Linked DNA regions of Homo sapiens: region 2 is linked to region 1. A link is an interaction called in ENCODE POLR2A ChIA-PET data of the cell type or tissue named here. Cell type or tissue: Caco-2. All regions are shown on one strand. Links, peaks and the distances in the headings refer to the core of each region. The heading gives the core; the rest is flanking DNA. Region 1 overlaps STX3 (syntaxin 3). Region 2 overlaps CBLIF (cobalamin binding intrinsic factor).

Region 1 (8,689 bases), core at 434-8,433:
TTGAGATTGCTATCGACAACACGGCTTTTATGGACGAGTTCTTTTCTGAGGTAGGCAACCTTCCTGTATTTTTTTCTAAATGTACATAAGGAAACACTATTTCCTTAGTAAGAATAAAAAACCTTAGATTTTTCAGGGTAGCAGAGGAAGGTCACAGTTTTTTGCTAGGGTGGGATGGCCAGACAAAGAAATTAAAATAACATTATTTTCAATATTTACTTGAATCTGGATTTTTAAAAATCTTAAGAAAGTCAGCAGAGGGTCAATTATATGTAATTGAAGAGATGCTTTTAAAATCTTACTCCGTATGACAACATTTTAATGATATCCTTTCTTGCTTAAAGTACATAACAAATACAGAATCAACCATAGGATCACAACCATGAGTATAAAACATTGCATCTTTAGGCTTGTGATTCAGATACATCAAATGTGTAGTTTTGAAAATTTTGGGGCCAGACATGGTGGCTCACACCTGTAAGCCCAGCACTTTGGGAGGCCAAGGCAGGTGGATCACTTGAGGTCAGGAGTTCAAGAACAACCTGGCCAACATGGCAAAACCCTGCCTCTACTAAAAATACAAAAATTAGCCAGGCACACCTGTAATCCCAGCTACTTGGGAGGCTGAGGCAAAGGAATCACTTGAATCCGGGAGGTGGAGGTTGCAGTGAGCCGAGATCGCACCACTGCACTCCAGCCTGGGTGACAGAGTGAGACTTTGTCTCACACACACAAAAAAAAAAAAAAAAAAAAAAATTATAGTCCCTCTGACTTAATTCTAGTGGTAACTGAGAAACCAAACTGCCAGTTTAGTTTTGTAAAAGTTCAACAGGGGCAAAAATGGGTTCATGTCTACAGATCCATGTACTCTGATCTTAAAGGTCCTCAATGGGATGGTACTATGATAGGTAGGTGGTGGAGGAAAGCTTGTAGAGGCAGTAGTATATCGTGGATGAAAACACTGGCTTTCGAGCTGGGTAAACTTGGGCCCAAATCTCAACCCTGCTTCTGAGAAGCTGTTGATTTCATGAACGTTCCTTAACAATCTGTGTCTGGGCTTCCTTACCTGTAAATTAGGATTGATAATGTAATTTCCCACAGGTGGGATCACCTGAGCCTAGGAGTTTGAGGCTGCAGTGAGCTATGATCATGCCACTGCATTCTAGCCTGGGCAACAGAGTGAGACCTTGTCCCCTAAAAAAAAAAAAAAAAAAAATTCACTGGTGATCCAGTGTTTAGGTAAGAAAAGAAAAAAACAATAAACAACAAAAATCCCCATTGAGTTGCATAAGGATTAAGAGGGACAGGCCAGGCGTGGTGGCTCACGCTTGTAATCCCAGCACTTTGGGGGGCCGAGGTGGGCGGATCACAAGGTCAAGAGTTTGAGACCAGCCTGGCCAACACAGTGAAACCCTGTCTGTACTAAACATACAAATATTAGCTGGGTGTGGTGGTGGGCACCTGTAATCCCAGCTACCCGAGAGGCTGAGGCAGGAGAATCGCTTGAACCCAGGAGGCGTAGGTTGCAGTGAGCCGAGATTGCGCCACTGCACTCCAGCCTGGGTGACAGCGGTAGACTCCGTCTCAAAAACAAACAACAACAACAAAAACCAAGAGGAATAATGTTTGTAACACAGCATAGCATCTGGCATATATGTGCTTAATGAATGATAATTCAAAAAACAAAAACAAAAAGCTCACTATTGTTGAAGTTTCTGCCACCATACTATGGTTTCTTAGGTTTTTAATTTCCCCTGGAAAGAAAACAAGAAGTATCGTGCTCTTTTTGCAGAGAGAATGTGATGCTTCCCATCCTCTAGACTGTGGATGTGGAAAAGTAACCCTCCAGTTTTTTTTCTGAAAGGAATGGAGTGGGGCATGACGGTTCGTGCCCATTTATCTGTTAGAGTAATAAACAGGAATTAAGAATAAACTTGAATGTGTGCTGGCCTGATTGGGAAGTTGGCTGTAAACTCTCCACAGATCCCCACCCTCCTCACAGGCGGGTCCATCAGAGTCATAGTGAGATCAAACAACACTTAGGCTTTGTGAGTCCAGTGTTACTCCAATTGTGGATCGTGGAAGGACAATATCCTTTCACTCCGTGATGGGGGTGGACTTAAGGAGATGTTTGAAGTCTTTCTAGCTCATCTCAGTCTGCCTTGGAGAACCAGATACATTAAAGAACTTCTTCCCTAAGATAAGGAATCTTTTCCAATAACTGTGTTCTCCTTTTTCTTCTGAGCCAGTCAGAGGGTCCCTGAGAGGACCCTCTTTGTTAGGTGTGAAGATGGTGGGCTTTGGCCTCTAAAACATGGTTTGAGTCCACTTTTCAAGCATTTCGTAGCAGTGTAACCTTGGTCAGGTTGCTTAACATCTCTTAGTTTTAATGTCCTGCTCTGGAAATTGGGAGTGTTAGTACTTACCTTTCAAGGATGCCATGAGGATCATATGAGATCACACATCTGGGAAGGATCGTCAGACATAAAAGCACTGGATGGGTGGTAGCTACTTCTGAAGAGGCTGTTGAAGATTTAACAAGACCTTCAGGGCTGCTGCATTGCTTATTTCTTTCTCTTTGTTATGTGTGTGTCTGTCATTTAGGGAAAAACCCCGTGAAACTTATATTTAGAGTGGAGAAGAGGGACAGCATGGGGAGGTGGAAAGAACATGATCTTTGAATTAAATTCCATATCTGCCACTAACTGTGTGATCTTGTTCACATTCCTTAACTGTTCCAAGTATCAGTGGGTTTATCTGTAAACTGGGGAGAAAAATATTCATGTCATAGATTTGGTAGAGATTAAAGGAGCTAATGCTCAGAAAGTACTTAGCATGGGGTTCAGCAGTGTTACTTTCCTCTTTTCTTGGATCTGATAGAGCACAGAGAGGATAAGGCCTTGGGGGAGTGGGGAGAAGTAAGAGGGAGTGGATCAAGTAGGCTCTGGCCCCACCTAACATGGTCTGAATCTCAGCTCTGCCCATTACCAGTGGTACAATTTTGGAAAAGTTAACTACTCTAAACCCCAGTTTTCTCTAAAAAGAGAATATTACCTGTTGGATTTTATGGATATAAAATGAGAAAGGGTATGGGTGCACCTATCACAGTGCCTGACATCTAGTACATATGTTCTTATCACCCTTCTGTCCCCCAGTGTACTTATGAATAAGTAGACCACAAAGTTTATTTTATAGAATGTGGTGTAGATATACTGTTGAAATTGGGATAAATTATGTTTCAGAGAATAGAGATTTGGGGAAATGAGAGATTGTCCCCCTCTATGTGACTGGTGATCATGCCCACTACACCCTGCAGGTTATATAACTAAGTCGCTTTCTTGGGAAAGCACTCTTGATAAAACTTACTGTTTGGACTGGTTCCAGGAGGTCATCCTTGGTTATTTGCTGAGAGCATGAATCACAGCTTAGTCATAGAGGTATTTGCAAGGTGCACATGAAGTCATAGGACCAGGGTGTTTTCAGAATGTGATTTGCACTGTCAGATTCCATTGTATCTTCTCTAGCTTCTTGATCGTTGGAAAAAAAGATTGGCCCTTGGGTTTTCAGGCCACTTTGGCTGATCAAGCCAGAGCCTGGTAAATGATAAACGCCACATTTTTGTCTAATTTGCAGTTGTCTATATTTTTCTTGGTTTGTTTGCTCAGTTGGCAGAAAGTAATGTTCAGATGAAACAGACCTGCCTTTGGAGGCAGAAACATTAGGGGTTTATTTTTCTGTATTCGTTTATCTATTCATCAAAGTATTTGAGCGCTTACTGTCTTCAAGATAGCATGTTAGGTGCTGGGGATCCAATGTTCTGTGACAGGATTCTCGCCCCCTGTTGTCTCCTTATCTGGTAAGGGTGATAGAAATTTTTAAAATGTTGTTATATGATAAGAAAAGTGTCAGTAAGGTACCATGGGAGCACAGAAGAGGAAGCGTTAAATTCTGCCTGCAGAGAGGAAGGTGAGGGAAGATTTCCCTGGTTCTTAACTAGACTTGTCATCAGAATCACCTGGGGAGTTTTTTGCACATACACATACCTGATTCTTAGGGACTGGAATGGCTCAGACTTTTGGATTTTTAGGAATGTCTTCCGGATAATTCTGTTGCCTACTGCAGCTATGCACCACTGCAAAGTGATGGGGAACCTTCGAGGATTTAAACAAGGAAGTGATGGGCTCAGAGTGTGTTTTAGAAAATTCACTCCGATGGCAGTTTGTGGAGGGTGCGAAAGACCTGAAATGGAAAGACCAGCAAGCCAGCGATGGAGCCTTGACCTGAATCTGTGATCCTGAGCAGCAGTGTAGCCTATCATTTAGGGATGCTTTTGACTAACTGTGGCTTAAGCAACAAAGATATGTAATTATTTTGCATATGAAGTAGTTTGGGGTTAGGGATGGTGCCGTTTAAAGGTCAGCTTGGGGTTCTAGGTCAGCATCACTGTGATCCTCTTGGCTTTTCTCTTAGGATTGTGAGAGAGAGAGTCTGTTCTGTGATTATCTATTGTTATATCACAGCATAGCCCCAATATTTAGTGGTATAAAACAACTGTTTGTTTTGCTGACAGATTCTGTGGAGTAGGAATTCAAACAGGGCAAAGTGGGTCCGGATTACTTCTGCTCTACAATTTCTGGGGCTTTTATTGGGAAGACTTGAACAACTGCAGGCTAGAATCTTGTAGAGGCTTTTAAAATTTTACTGTCTGGTGCCTTTACTGGGGTGGCTCAAGGGAAAAGCTCAGCAGAGACTGTCAGTCAGAGCACCTACACTTGGCTTCTTTCTGTGGCTTGGGCTTCTCGTAGCTGGCCCACTTAGGGCTATTGAACTTGTTACATAGAAGCTCAGGGATGCAAGGCAAGTGTTCCAGCTACAGAAGTTACATAGCACATCACTTCTGCTTGGCTCTGTTACTGAAGCAGTCACAAGCCTGCCAGATTAAAAGAGCGGTACATAGGTCCCACCTGCCTGTGTTTTGAAACCACCAGAGTCAGAGCTCTATTTGGCATCACCCTGTGACAGCGTTGCAAGCATTAAGAAAGGGTGCAGCTAGAAAAGTCCAAAGGTCCTTTCATCAGAGAGGAAAACTGCCCAGATCCTCCAATCTGACTTCCCTTGTGGCCTCCTGGATAGCACTGGGTCACATGGTGTGGGCCTCCTTAGCTGGAAGGGACACCAGGAAAGTGAGTACTCAGCAAAGGGACAGGATTGCCAGGATTGCCATCAAACACATCATGATTCATCCTCTGGGGCTGGCAATGCCACTACCCAAACAAAGTCAGATTTCTGTTAAAAAGAAAGAGAGGGAAGGGGCCAGGGAATGGCTGTTTGTTGGGTCAGTGAAAATGCGTTGTCACAGATGGCAGTGTGAGGTGCAAAAAGCCTTCTGTGATCAAATATGTTTGAGAAATGCTTCCTGCTTCTTTCTTCTCTTGGAAACTTAAAATGCACGTTAACTTATTGAAAGCTCTAAGAAGTCCTGTAATAAATCAGCTTAACTTGGCTATCCTAGCATTTAATTTTTCAGAGCAACACTTTCTAACATGGAACTTCTATTAATAAGGATGAAAGTTTTCTTTTCTTTTCCTTTTTTTTTTTTTTTTTTTGGGGATGAAGTTTCGCTCTTGTCGCCCAGGCTGGAATGCAACAGTGTGATCTCGGCTCACTGCAGCCTCCGCCTCCTCCTGGGTTCAAGCGATTTTCCTGCCTCAGCCTCCCAAGTAGCTGGGATTACAGGCATCCACAACAATGCCCAGCTAATTTTTGTATTTTTAGTAGAGACGGGGTTTCACCATGTTGGTCAGGCTGGTCTGGAACTCCTGATCTCAGGTGATCTGCCCGCCTTGGCCTCCCAAAGTGTTGGGATTATAGGTGTGAGGCACCACGCTGGCCAAAAATTTACTTTTTTGAATGCTGTCTTAGTTTGGGCTGCTATGAGAAAGTACCGTAGACTGAATGGCTTATAAACAATAAGAATGTGTTTCCTACAGTTCTGGAGGCTGAAAGTCCGAGACCAGGATTCCAGCATGATCGGGTTCTGGTGAGGACCCTCTTCTGGGTTGTGGACTGCCACCTTGCTGTATCTGTATCCTTACAGGGTGGAAAGAGCAAGCTAGCTCTTTGGCCTCTGCTTATAAGTGCACAAAACACAGTCATGAGGGCTCCACCCTTACAACCTAAATGCCTTCCAAAGGTCCCATCTCCCTCTAAGTACCATCCCATTGGGGATTAGGCATCAACATATTAATTTTGGGAGAGCACATTCAGTCCATAAGAAGTATGCATTTGTAGTGGTATAACAGACCATTTGTAGTGATATAAGAAGCATACTTGTCTCCTGCAGTTACTTATATTCATTTATTTATTCAGCAAATGTCTACTGAGTAACCCACATGCTTGACAGTGATGAATATCAAGTAGTCTAAGTTGAGCAACACGTGGTCCTAGTGCTTGAGGGGATCTGAATCAGTTCTGGGAGAAGTTAGGGTGGATAAATTGTGGGCATAGTGCAGCAGAGCCTGGCTGGGGTGAGGGGTGGGTGGAGCAATACCTGGCTGGAGGAGCTGTGAGGTGACCAGTCTTGAAGCATATGGATTTGCTAGGTATGCTTGATTTTTGTTAGAACTAAGAACCTCAAAGTGAATCCAACTTGGAAATCCACACATTAAATCTAGCAGGTTAAATACTTTTTAATTCTTTAAGTAGAATATTGGATGACAATGACCTACCAGGCAAACTGGTAGATTCTGCATTTCTGGGCTCTTCCAATGGGGCAGGCAGGAAGCCTTGCCAGTCATTTGCCTATTTGCATTCAGGACCATTCCCTACTGTCCTTCCTCTGCTCTTCTCTGTATCACAGGGAACTACATTTCCCAGCTTCCCCTGCCAATTGCTTTTGGTATATTTGACTAAGGAGAGTGTTATGGACTGAATGTTTGTGTCCCCTCAAAATTCATATGCTGGAGTCTAATCGCCAATGTGATGGTATTTGGAGGTAGGGCTTTTGGGAGGTAATTAGGTCATGAGGGCGAATTAGTACCCTTATAAAAAGAGACGTGAGAAAGATGATCTCTCTCTCAGCCATGTGAAGATACTGGAAGAAGGCAGCTGTCTACAAGCCAGGAAGAGGGTCCTCCTCAGACATCAGATTTGCCAGTGGACTTCCTAGCCTCCAGTACTGTGAGAAATATATCCTGTGTTTAAGCCACCTAGGCTATGGTATTTTTCTTACAGGAACCTGAACAGATTAAGACAGTGAGGTACTAGCAGAAGACTCAAGGAGGAGGGAAGAGACCATAGTTTTCCTCCTTTCTCTCTCTACCTCAGACATGCCTTCTTCATGGCCTCAGCTCTTTCTCAATAGACCCCGCCTCCATGGTCCCAGTTCTGCTGGTCAACTCCACCATGGTCTGGTCCCCATCAGACAGCTCTGGCTTTAGGCTCTGGTGACCCTGCCTTCCTTCTCTTTCGCTCTGACCTGCTGTTGCTAATTTTCAGAGTGCCCCAGCAAACTTCTGTTTGGCTTCTTGACGCTTCCATCCCTGCATAAACAATCCCTTTATTATATTACTTTGATTAAAATAACTAGATAGGTTTTCACTTTCCTGACTAAGTTTTGAGTGATGCAAAGCCCCAACACACTTAATTTACTTGAGATTATTGTCTCAGAATACTTGTTTTCATTGGTCAGTATAATTCTGAGATCATTCTTTTCTTTTCATTCATAAAAGGAGAATTGAAACATTAGTCCTGGTCTTGATAAAATGCTTTTGGGACTTGACTTCCATTGCTTGGTTGACTGAGGTGGCCTTTTCCCTCCCTTTTCATCAACATTTGTTTTCTTTTTTTTTTTTTTTTATATTAGCACAAACACATTTATTTATTAACCAAAGGGATGATCCTAATTAATCCAACACACTTTGAAATAGCTGCATGTAAAATGTTTATGATAAAGATAATTGAACACAGTAATGAAAAAAAAAAGAAAGAAACAGTATGGAGATTTGCTCATTGAACTGAGCTTGGTCATTCTCTTAATTAACTCCTGTCCAAAGTGATGATGGAATTTTTATTCTACTTTTTCATAGATCCGAGTACAGGTGACATTGTTCATGACACACTCCACCACTAATTTCCCATCTTTCAATTTTCTTGTTATTGTGCTTTCCTTCCCATCCCACTCCTGATGCTGAACCAATGCACCATCTGTAAAGTTGCAGACAGTCTGAGTTTTTCTGCCATCAGCTGTGGTTTCTTCAAACTTCTCTCCCAGGGTACAAGAAAACTGTGTTGTTTTCAAAGTGCTCTCAGTTTTTATGGTGAGGTTTTTACCATCACAAGTGATGATACAATCTGGCTTGGCCATTGCGCCCATTTTTCGCAAAGCTATTCCCACTCCTAGCTCCTTCATGTATTCATCAAAGCCTTTGCTGTCCACCAGGCGCCATCTTCCTTCCAGCTGCTGAACTGTGGCCATGGTGGGTGCGGGCGGGCTGGCGTGCAGAGAGCAACATTTGTTTTCTAAAGCAAAGAAGCAAACAAATTAAAGAGGACTTGACTGAGCAGCTCTAATATGAAGACTGCTTGGGATTCTGTCATTTTTTGGGGAAAGTGAAGGTGTATAAATTGTGAAAAGGAGGGATCATTTGACAGTTAAAATCACATTGCTCTTGTCACCTCGCAATAAGTT
Region 2 (8,689 bases), core at 280-8,279, 58 kb after region 1:
AGTTAATTAATTTTTTAGAGACAAGGTGTGACTTTGTTACCCAGGCTAGTGGTGAGATCCTAGCTTATGGCAGCCTCAAAATCCTGGGCTCAAGCATCCACCCGCCAGGATAGAGACACTTTAAATGCTTCAGATAAATGCTTCAGATATTTTAAATGATATTCTCTTTTGAGCATGATTTTATCTGATAAAATGATCAGATAAAATCAAATGAGAAAATGCTTTAACCAGTTTACTATTGATGGGCATTTAGGTTGATTCCATGTCTTTGCTATTGTGAATCGTGCTGCAATGGACATGGATGGAGGCCATTATCCTTAGCAAACTAACACAGGAACAGAAAACCAAATACTGCATGTTCTTACTTATAAGTGGGAGCAAAATGATGAGAACACATGAATACACAGAGGGGAACAACACACACAGGGGCCTATCAGAGGGTACAGGTTGGGAGGAGGGACAGGATCAGGAGAAATAACTAATGGGTAGTAGAATTAATACCTGGGTGATGAAATAATCTGTACAACAAACCCCCATGACACAGTTTACCTATGTAACAAACATGCAAATGTACCCCAAACTTAAAATAAAAGTTAAGTTTAAAAAAAAGAGAAAATGGGCCAGGTGTGGCGGCTCATGCCTGCAATCCCAGCACTTTGGGAGGCTGAAGAGGGCAGATTGCTTGAGCCCAGGAGTTCGAGACCAGCCTTGGCAATATAGTGAAACCCCGTCTCTAACAAAAATACAAAAATTAGCCAGTCTCATAACCTGATCTCAAAATAAATAAATAAATAAATAAATTTTAAAAAAGCAAACATACAAATGACTAATGAATATGAAATTACTTCACTTAGAATGAAATGAAATGAAAATGAATGGATTTTGAAAACACCTATTAATAATCAAATTTAAAAAATGTAAATTCCCCCAAATGGGTAAATGATTATATGAGTGATGGAATGAATATCCAAGATTAAATATTTGGAAGCCATGAAAATATTTGTCAATAATTTTCAGTAACACAGGAAACTACTTATGCAATAACGTTAAGTGAAAATATGAGGTACAAATTTTACATGAAATATCTGTCCCATGTATATGATGGATCACACCTATTTGTAATATGCATAGAAAAAAACCTACAAAAGTTATAAAAAATATTAACAATTGTGATATTGTGTGTGGACTATAGATGATTTTTCTTCTTTTTGCTTTTTCCCTCAAAATTTCTGCTCTATGTATTTAATACATTTATAATCAGAAAAAGAAAAATTAGGCAAAATTAAAGCTAACTTCAGAGAAGTAAAGTACGGTATATTCAGAGGGTTTTAAAATTAAATATTTTTGGGCCAGACGCAGTGGCTCACGCCAGTAATCCCAGCACTTTGGGAGGCTGAGGTGGGTGGATCACCTGAGGTCTGGAGTTCAAGACCAGCCTGGCCAACATGCTGAAACCCCATCTCTACTGAAAATACAAAAATTAGCAGGGCATCGTGGCGGGTGCCTATAATCCCAGCTACTCAGGAGGCTGAGGTAGGAGAATCACTTGAACCCGGGAGGTGGGGGTTGCAGTGAGCCGAGATCGCGCCATTGCATTCCAGCCTGGGTGACAAGAGCAAAACTCTGTCTCAAAAAAAAAAAAAAAATTAAATAGTTTTGAAGTGCAATTTTTATCCTGACCTGTCTATGGAAGTTAGGGAAGTTATGGAGTCGTGCAGTAAGCAGCAGACACAATGTGCTCAACAGAACCGGGTGGAATAGATACCCACGTGGTATCACTCAGTTGTCAATTCCTTAGCCTTTGTCAGTATTCCTTCTTGATATCTTCCTGAAGAATTTGGATCATCTTTTCTTTGAAAAAGAAAAGATGCTTTTTTCCTTTCCATGACTTGGCATTTTTCCTCCTCTCCTCCTATAGCTTAGACTTCTCCATGTTTCTTTACTGCTTCCTCTTTTTGCAAACTATAAACATGCCCTAAAAGTTAATTTTCTCCTCTGTGATTTATTTCTGTATTTTCCCCTACCTTGAGAGGGGCATGGAAAGAACATGAGCATCAGATTCAGTCCAACCTGGGTTCCACTCTCAACTCTATTAGTTACATGTTATGTGATCTTAGGAATGTTACTAACTTCTTTGGGCCTAAGGGTTCTATCTGTAAAATGAGAATAACTAAATATGTCTTATGGTTTTATTGGGTGCAAGTATCTGCTATCTACTGCATGGGTTCTTGACTTAGGTCATCACCTCTAAGAGATGACTGTCCAATTTATTTTTTGCATGTCCTGACCTCTTTTCCTAGTACTTCCTCTATGCCTCCAAAAGCCTGCCTTTCTGTTTCTTTCTTTCTTTCTTTTTCTTTCTTTCTTTCTTTCTTTCTTTCTTTCTTTCTTTCTTTCTTTCTTTCTTTCTTTCTTTCTTTCTTTCTTCCTTCCTTCCTTCCTTCCTTCCTTTTTCTTTCTTTCTCTTTCTTTCTCTCTCTCAATTCCTTCTTTCCTTCCTTTTTTTTGTTTTTTTTTTTTTTGAGACAGAGTCTCACTCTGTCTCCCAGGCTGGAGAGCAGTGGGCACGATCTTGGCTCACTGCAACCTCCACCTCCCAGGCTCAAGCAATCTTCCCGTCTCAACCTCCTGGGTAGCTGGGACCACAGGCACGCACCACCACGCCTGGCTAATTTTTGTACTTTTAGTAGAGATGAGGTTTCGCCATGTTGGCCAGGCTAGTCTCGAACTCCTACCCTCAACTGATCCACCCGCCTCAGCTTCCAAAGTGCTGTAATTACAGGCATGAGCCACTGTGCCTGGACTATACCGCCAAAAGCCTTCTAATGTTCCTATTTCAAATGCCTACCATTAAACATATCTAAGGAATTTAATCCTTTTCTTTGAAAGATATTCTTTCTTCTTGACCCTTTAATCAATAGTTTTGAAGCTTCTTTCTCTTGACCTCTATGTCCCATCACTCACAGAGCCTTGGTGTGGGTCCGTGTATCCCAGAGGAAGTCATCGTCACTTCACACCTCCATTATTGGAGTCATGTCCTATGTTTTAGCCTTGTCTCCTATTCTCACGACCTAAGCAACATTTTACCAAGTGGATTTTCTTACTCAAAAACTTGCAAAATGAAGTTCAGTCTCCTGAACCTGGTATTTCAAGACTTTTACACTGTCACCCAACCTGGTATGTCCACCTGGCCTATTCATTGGCCCCAAATTCCTTGCTCAGTCTTATCGCAAATGCTTTGTTCTGGCCATTTCTTTTCCTTTTTTTTTTTTTTTGAGATGAAGTTTTGCTCTTGTTGCCCAGGCTGGGGTGCAATGGCATGATCTCGGCTCACCGCAACCTCCGTCTCCCAGGTTCAAGCGATTCTCCTGCCTCAGCCTCCCGAGTAGATGGGATTACAGGCACGTGCCACCACGCCTGGCTAATTTTGTGTTTTTAGTAGAGACGGGGTTTCACCATGTTGGTGAAACTCCTGAGCTAAGATGATCCGCATGCCTCAGCCTCCCAAAGTGCTGGGATTACAGGCGTGGGCCTCCCAAAGTGTTGGGATTACAGGCATGAGCCACTACGCCCGGCCTGTTCTGGCCATTTCTTTTTCTGGACTTACCTCTTCCCACATCTTCCTAAATAGTACCTATTCTTTGTGTTTCAAAGCTACAAAGTCTCTTTTGCCTGTTCTACTCTGCAATGGACTTTCGAATCTCCTCTGAATTTTTGTTTTTAAAACTTCATCATATGTTGACTTATATGATTTAAGTTTTCATGAGAGCCTTACCTATTTATTAGATTGAAAGCTGCTCAAGCGCTATTAAATAAAAATCTGTTATCAAAAGGAAAAAAATTAGGAAAACAGGATGGATAAAAAATGGGAATTCAGATCAGGCCTTGAGAGAATGATGAATGACATTTGTAATACTCACTTGAACATAGGATTTTTGCGCTGTGCTTCCTCTAGGACAACAAGTAACACTGACCCACTTTTCACACTAACATTGATGGTCTCGTTGAAGAGCAGCTCAACCCCCCTCAGCTGGTTATTTATGGTGTATATGACAGTGATGTTAGATGCAGAGGTGGGGCCAGGGCCAGGGTTGCTGGGTAGAGTTGGTTGTACCTCATGATCTGTGAAGGGCAAAGAGGCCACATTTGTCAAAGATTATGGGGTTTGTATCATAGGTGCAAAATCTCTGTTATTGGCAACTTACCCCAGAAGACATTTTGAGAAAGTAGTGAGTTTCATACCATTTAACAAAGTACTTGGACAACTAGCATAGAATTCCGGCAAAAACTCCATGGCCACCTTGTTAAGGTTGGGACATCACTGGGAAGCAGCCTAAGGGGTTGAGTGAATGTGGTAGTTTTTGGTAGGATTGGGATCAGTTTGCTTGATTTTGGTCTCCACATTCTGCATTGAGATAGACGAGAAACTTATTAATTGCTTCTTGTCTTAGGAAGTTCATGCAATGCAAGAGGAATGATGCTTTGTGTTAGCATTTTATTAAAAAAAAAGAGTTTGAGGAATCCATACCAAACACTAGTAATCTCTGGAGTAATAAGTTTTTATGCAAGACCTCCACTTTCCAAATGCATATTTCTGTAATGTTTGAATTTTTAGTGTCTTTCAATTATATGCATAATTGGATAAAATAAAGATATTTTTAATTAAAAAGTGGCATGCTAGGTTTCCACTCCATCTCATTGATATATTGCGTGCATCGAGCTTTCATATTTAGATCGTTAAGGCTCGATTTAAATATGAATTCTGTTCTTCTCTGAAGCCTCCCAAACAAAATCAACAACTGGTCACTATTTTTCTTTTTGGCATTTGCACTGTGTGTGGCTTTAACTTCTATTTAATACTTACTCGATTGTCCCAAATATTGTAGTTTTTGTTTACACATCTGTCTTCTGACTTTGTGAAAGGCAGATATGATAAGATATGCATAGTGTTTGATGGTACATTTGTGAAATGAATAAATGAAGCTATATGTTGTTTGATAGCTGGGACCATGGAGCTTCTTCTACCTCTAGTATCCCACAAAATGCTTTGCACATAGTAGGAGCTAGGTAAATATATGCTGAATGAAGTAGATATGGGGCTGAGTTCTGAGTGCAGGAAGGTATGTCTGTGTGCTAGCACACACTCTTAAGGACTGGGAGTCAGATGTACTCTGCCCACATGGGAATAATGGACATTACAAGCCTATATGCCACTTAACATTGATCCACATGTCATTTCTGGCATAAGTTGCTGCTTTATGACATAAGGAGAGGTGGATGTCTTACCAGGACTACAAGTGACCTGGGGCACATCTAGGTATGTCTTGCCTTTCAGGGAAGGGAGGATTTGAGCAATGGACATGGGGTTGTGGAATTTCCCCTGCTTAATCTCATTGAGTATCATATCCGTAGTCTTCTTGCAGTTCCATTCCTTTTTAGATGGCTCAGGTGTTACAGAGAGAGCCTGGGAAGGAAGACAGAAAGAGAGAGAAAGAGTAATTAGGCATAGCTGAGAGTTGGCTCTTACATGTCTTAAGAGATAAACTTGATCACTAATCATGGTGATCACGTAGTCACCCAGAATGCAAAGCCAATGCTATGTAAGGTTTGGAAAACATTTGTCTTCAATGCTATGTCCCCACCACTTAGCACAGTGTCTGTCAGACAGCAGACACAGAACTGTGCAATGATCAGATCCAGGGAACACTATTAGGCAGTCATATTTACGAACGACTCTTGAATGTAGAGTGAGGGTGAGAGCTGGGCTCCAGAGGGAGCTTTAGCCTAGGACAGTCTAGCCACATAAACGGAGTAGACCCCTTGTTTCATATTGCCATGTGCCCTCTTTGATGGACTTTTCCCTCACTTTGTGCTTGTGTCAGGACTCTCAGAGGCTCCACAACCCTGGCCCAGGATGGACTCATGACCTGGACTGGGCTGATGGTGGTCACCATCCCCTTGATGACAGTGATTGGTGGACACATGTACTAATCAGAATCATTCCCCGACATACAGACATTGGGACACCCAAAGATTTTTTTTTCCTGCTAAGGTTATTCAACTGGGACCATGCAAATAAACGGTAAGCTGCTAGTGACCATCTTTCTCAGCCACTTTGAAGAAGCCCTGCAGCAGGAAAGAATGAGGAAAATCAGGGCTGGACGATGAAAAAAGAGTGGCTCCTGATATCATGATTTGAGCCCTTTATTCTGGTTATTCCTGAAACCACCTAATTCAGCCCTAGACTTCCCAGTGTATGTGAATAGTAAATCCTCATTTTTTTCTTGAGCTAAAAGGATTTGGGTTTCTGTTACTTGCAAAATGAGTCTTGAGTAATACACCAAGCCATTCAGCCATTCACCTATTTTGCTGCGTTATCTATCGCATGAATAAAATAGAAATAATAACTTCTGTCTATTGTTGGGGGAGTCATTTGCGGTTCCAAGGGGCTAATGTATAAAAGCATTTCGTGATGTGTGATGTGTGATGTGGAAGCTGTCATTACCACCTCCCTTCCTTTACAGTGCGATTATGGCCACCAGAGCATGTTAATAGGCTGAGATTGTTAATGACTGGTTCACCTGAAGCTTGGAATAGGAAATGGGAGAAGAGAGAGAGAGGAGTCAGAAACGGCTGTCTCAGCTAGGGTCAGTATGCACAACTGGGCAGTTGTGACAGGGACAACCATCACTGAACCTCAGCATCTATGAAGCATGGCTCTGGACAGAGGCCACTTTACAAGGCAGTTGCTTTAAGGGCCATCAGGTGGGTGCTCCTCAGCAACAATATCTTGTCCACTTGTCATATGCACCTCCCAAATTTCACTAAGCAAGGTATATTCATTGGGATTACACATCACCAATGCCAACACTCTAGAGAGGATAACACATTAAGTGGTTAGACGTCATTAATAACTTTCCATCAAGAAGTTTATCAGTTCTCTTTTTCTTTTCTTTCTTTCTTTTTTTTTTTTTTTTTTGAGATGGAGTCTCGCTGTGATGCCCAGGCTGGAGTGCATTGGTGCAATCTTGGCTCACTGCAACCTCCGTCTCCCGGGTTCAAGTGATTCTCCTGCCTCAGCCTCCTGAGCAGCTGGGATTATAGGTGCCTGCCAGCACACCAGGCTAATTTTTGTATTTTTAGTAGAGATGGGGTTTCACCATATTGGCCAGGCTGGTCTTGAACTCCTGACCCCAAGTGATCTGCCCGCCTCGTCCTCCCAAAGTGCTGGGATTACAGGTGTGAGCCATCACGCCTGGCCTATCAGATCCCTTTTCAAGATAAGCGCCTATCAGAGGAAACTTGAAAGCAATAGGATATTCATGGAAGAAAGATGAGAAGTTCTGGAACAGAGGAAATGCCTCATGAGCGTCTTTGGGTAGGGAAGAGTGTGGCCTGGGCCACTGGAAGTGTACTGACATCTTGGAAGAAGGTGAACAAAGGCTGAAAAGGAACTTTACTAGCATCACTGCTCTGCTGAGACAGATCTTGAACAATTGTTAAGCATTACATTATGCATGCATTTTTTTGCATACCACATTTTATTTAACCTAATTGCAACCTTATTATTATGGGGAAAATAAAATCTGGGGAAATTCAATATTTGTCTGAGATGGTGGCAGGTGTGGGAGTCAAACCTAAATTGTGATAGTTCCAGAGCCCTTTGATTTTCTATATCAGAATATTTTAGATTAGGAAAATATTATATATTAGACACCTATTGATTCCAGATTTCAGGATGCCTAAATAAGTTCCAGATAGAGGCAGTAAAAAGGGTAGGGAGAGATTATGTATTCTGACAAGAAATCCACATGGCCTGTGGTATTTGGATGTAGACAGGGTCCTGCCTTTTGATAGGAAAAGCTCTAATTCCCAGGTACAGCTTATCAAAGTGTACTTGGCAGGTGATAAAATCCAAACAGAATTCACAAACCAAGTTAGCAAAAGTAAACACTTCACTGTCTGGTGATAAATTGAAGCAAGGTTATTTTTAGAGAGTCACACATAAAAAAAAAAAATCCCCAAACCATCTTTTATATCTCTTCCAGACTGCCTTTTTCTTTCCAAAAAGCTTCTAGACCAGAGCACTGGGAATGTTCTTGTAAAATTCAGCCATGGAAAAAACAGGGTTTTGTTCTATGACAAAGTCTCCTTGACTGTGACATAGAAATGAACTCTATTTTTATTAGTCACTTCTATATGTGGTCCATTGAAGTGGAAATTTTTTTTTTTTTGCTCTTATGTTTAACATGAACCAATTCTTAGGCTGCTTATATCCTTTTCTAATTTTTAATGTATGAAATCTCAATACTAGTCTCCATTGTTTTCCCCAGGAGACAATTTCTTTCTAATAGTCCGCAACTATGTTAGGTTTAGGGCTGGCATCACCATTCCATGATTCTCCCTTTAGTGGGCTTTCTGAGTTGAAGAGTCCCTGGTCCTATTAATCCCCATAGGACATTTTGAGACACTGGAGCTCAAACTTCTTAGTTGGGATTAGAGGATTCAGCCACAGATGGTTGCTAGTTTCTGATTCTAGTTGGTTATTTCTGCCCACCACCATTGGTGCATCTGTCTTCTATGGAGGCTGCTGCCCTAATCAACTAGGGTAGGGTGGGTTGTTGGATTTGGAACTATGAATACCAAACACATCTTACAGAATCCAAGCCTGGGAATGCATGCTGTGAAA

The links. ChIA-PET counts read pairs that join two places held together with the same protein. Peaks named below come from ENCODE experiments on the same cell type or tissue, not always from the same donor. Only the 100,000 strongest peaks of a DNase experiment are listed, where the experiment ranks them.
Region 2: POLR2A ChIA-PET joins it to region 1 with 18 read pairs; 2 of 35 experiments call an interaction of 5 or more read pairs at or near these places.

Annotation. Positions count from the first base shown.
Region 1 is chr11:59,773,245-59,781,933 of GRCh38, forward strand. STX3 (syntaxin 3) reads left to right here. Exons shown (of 11, transcript NM_004177.5): 2 at 1-50. It also overlaps the pseudogene FABP5P7. Among named protein-coding and RNA genes, the nearest start is that of STX3, 22 kb to the left of the region's middle. In Caco-2, for the core only: no CTCF peak of the experiment used is centred there; DNase peaks (open chromatin) are centred at 3,417 and 5,107.
Region 2 is chr11:59,831,888-59,840,576 of GRCh38, forward strand. CBLIF (cobalamin binding intrinsic factor) reads right to left here. Exons shown (of 9, transcript NM_005142.3): 6 at 5,287-5,464; 7 at 3,921-4,122. Among named protein-coding and RNA genes, the nearest start is that of CBLIF, 9.3 kb to the right of the region's middle. In Caco-2, for the core only: no CTCF peak of the experiment used is centred there; no DNase peak of the experiment used is centred there.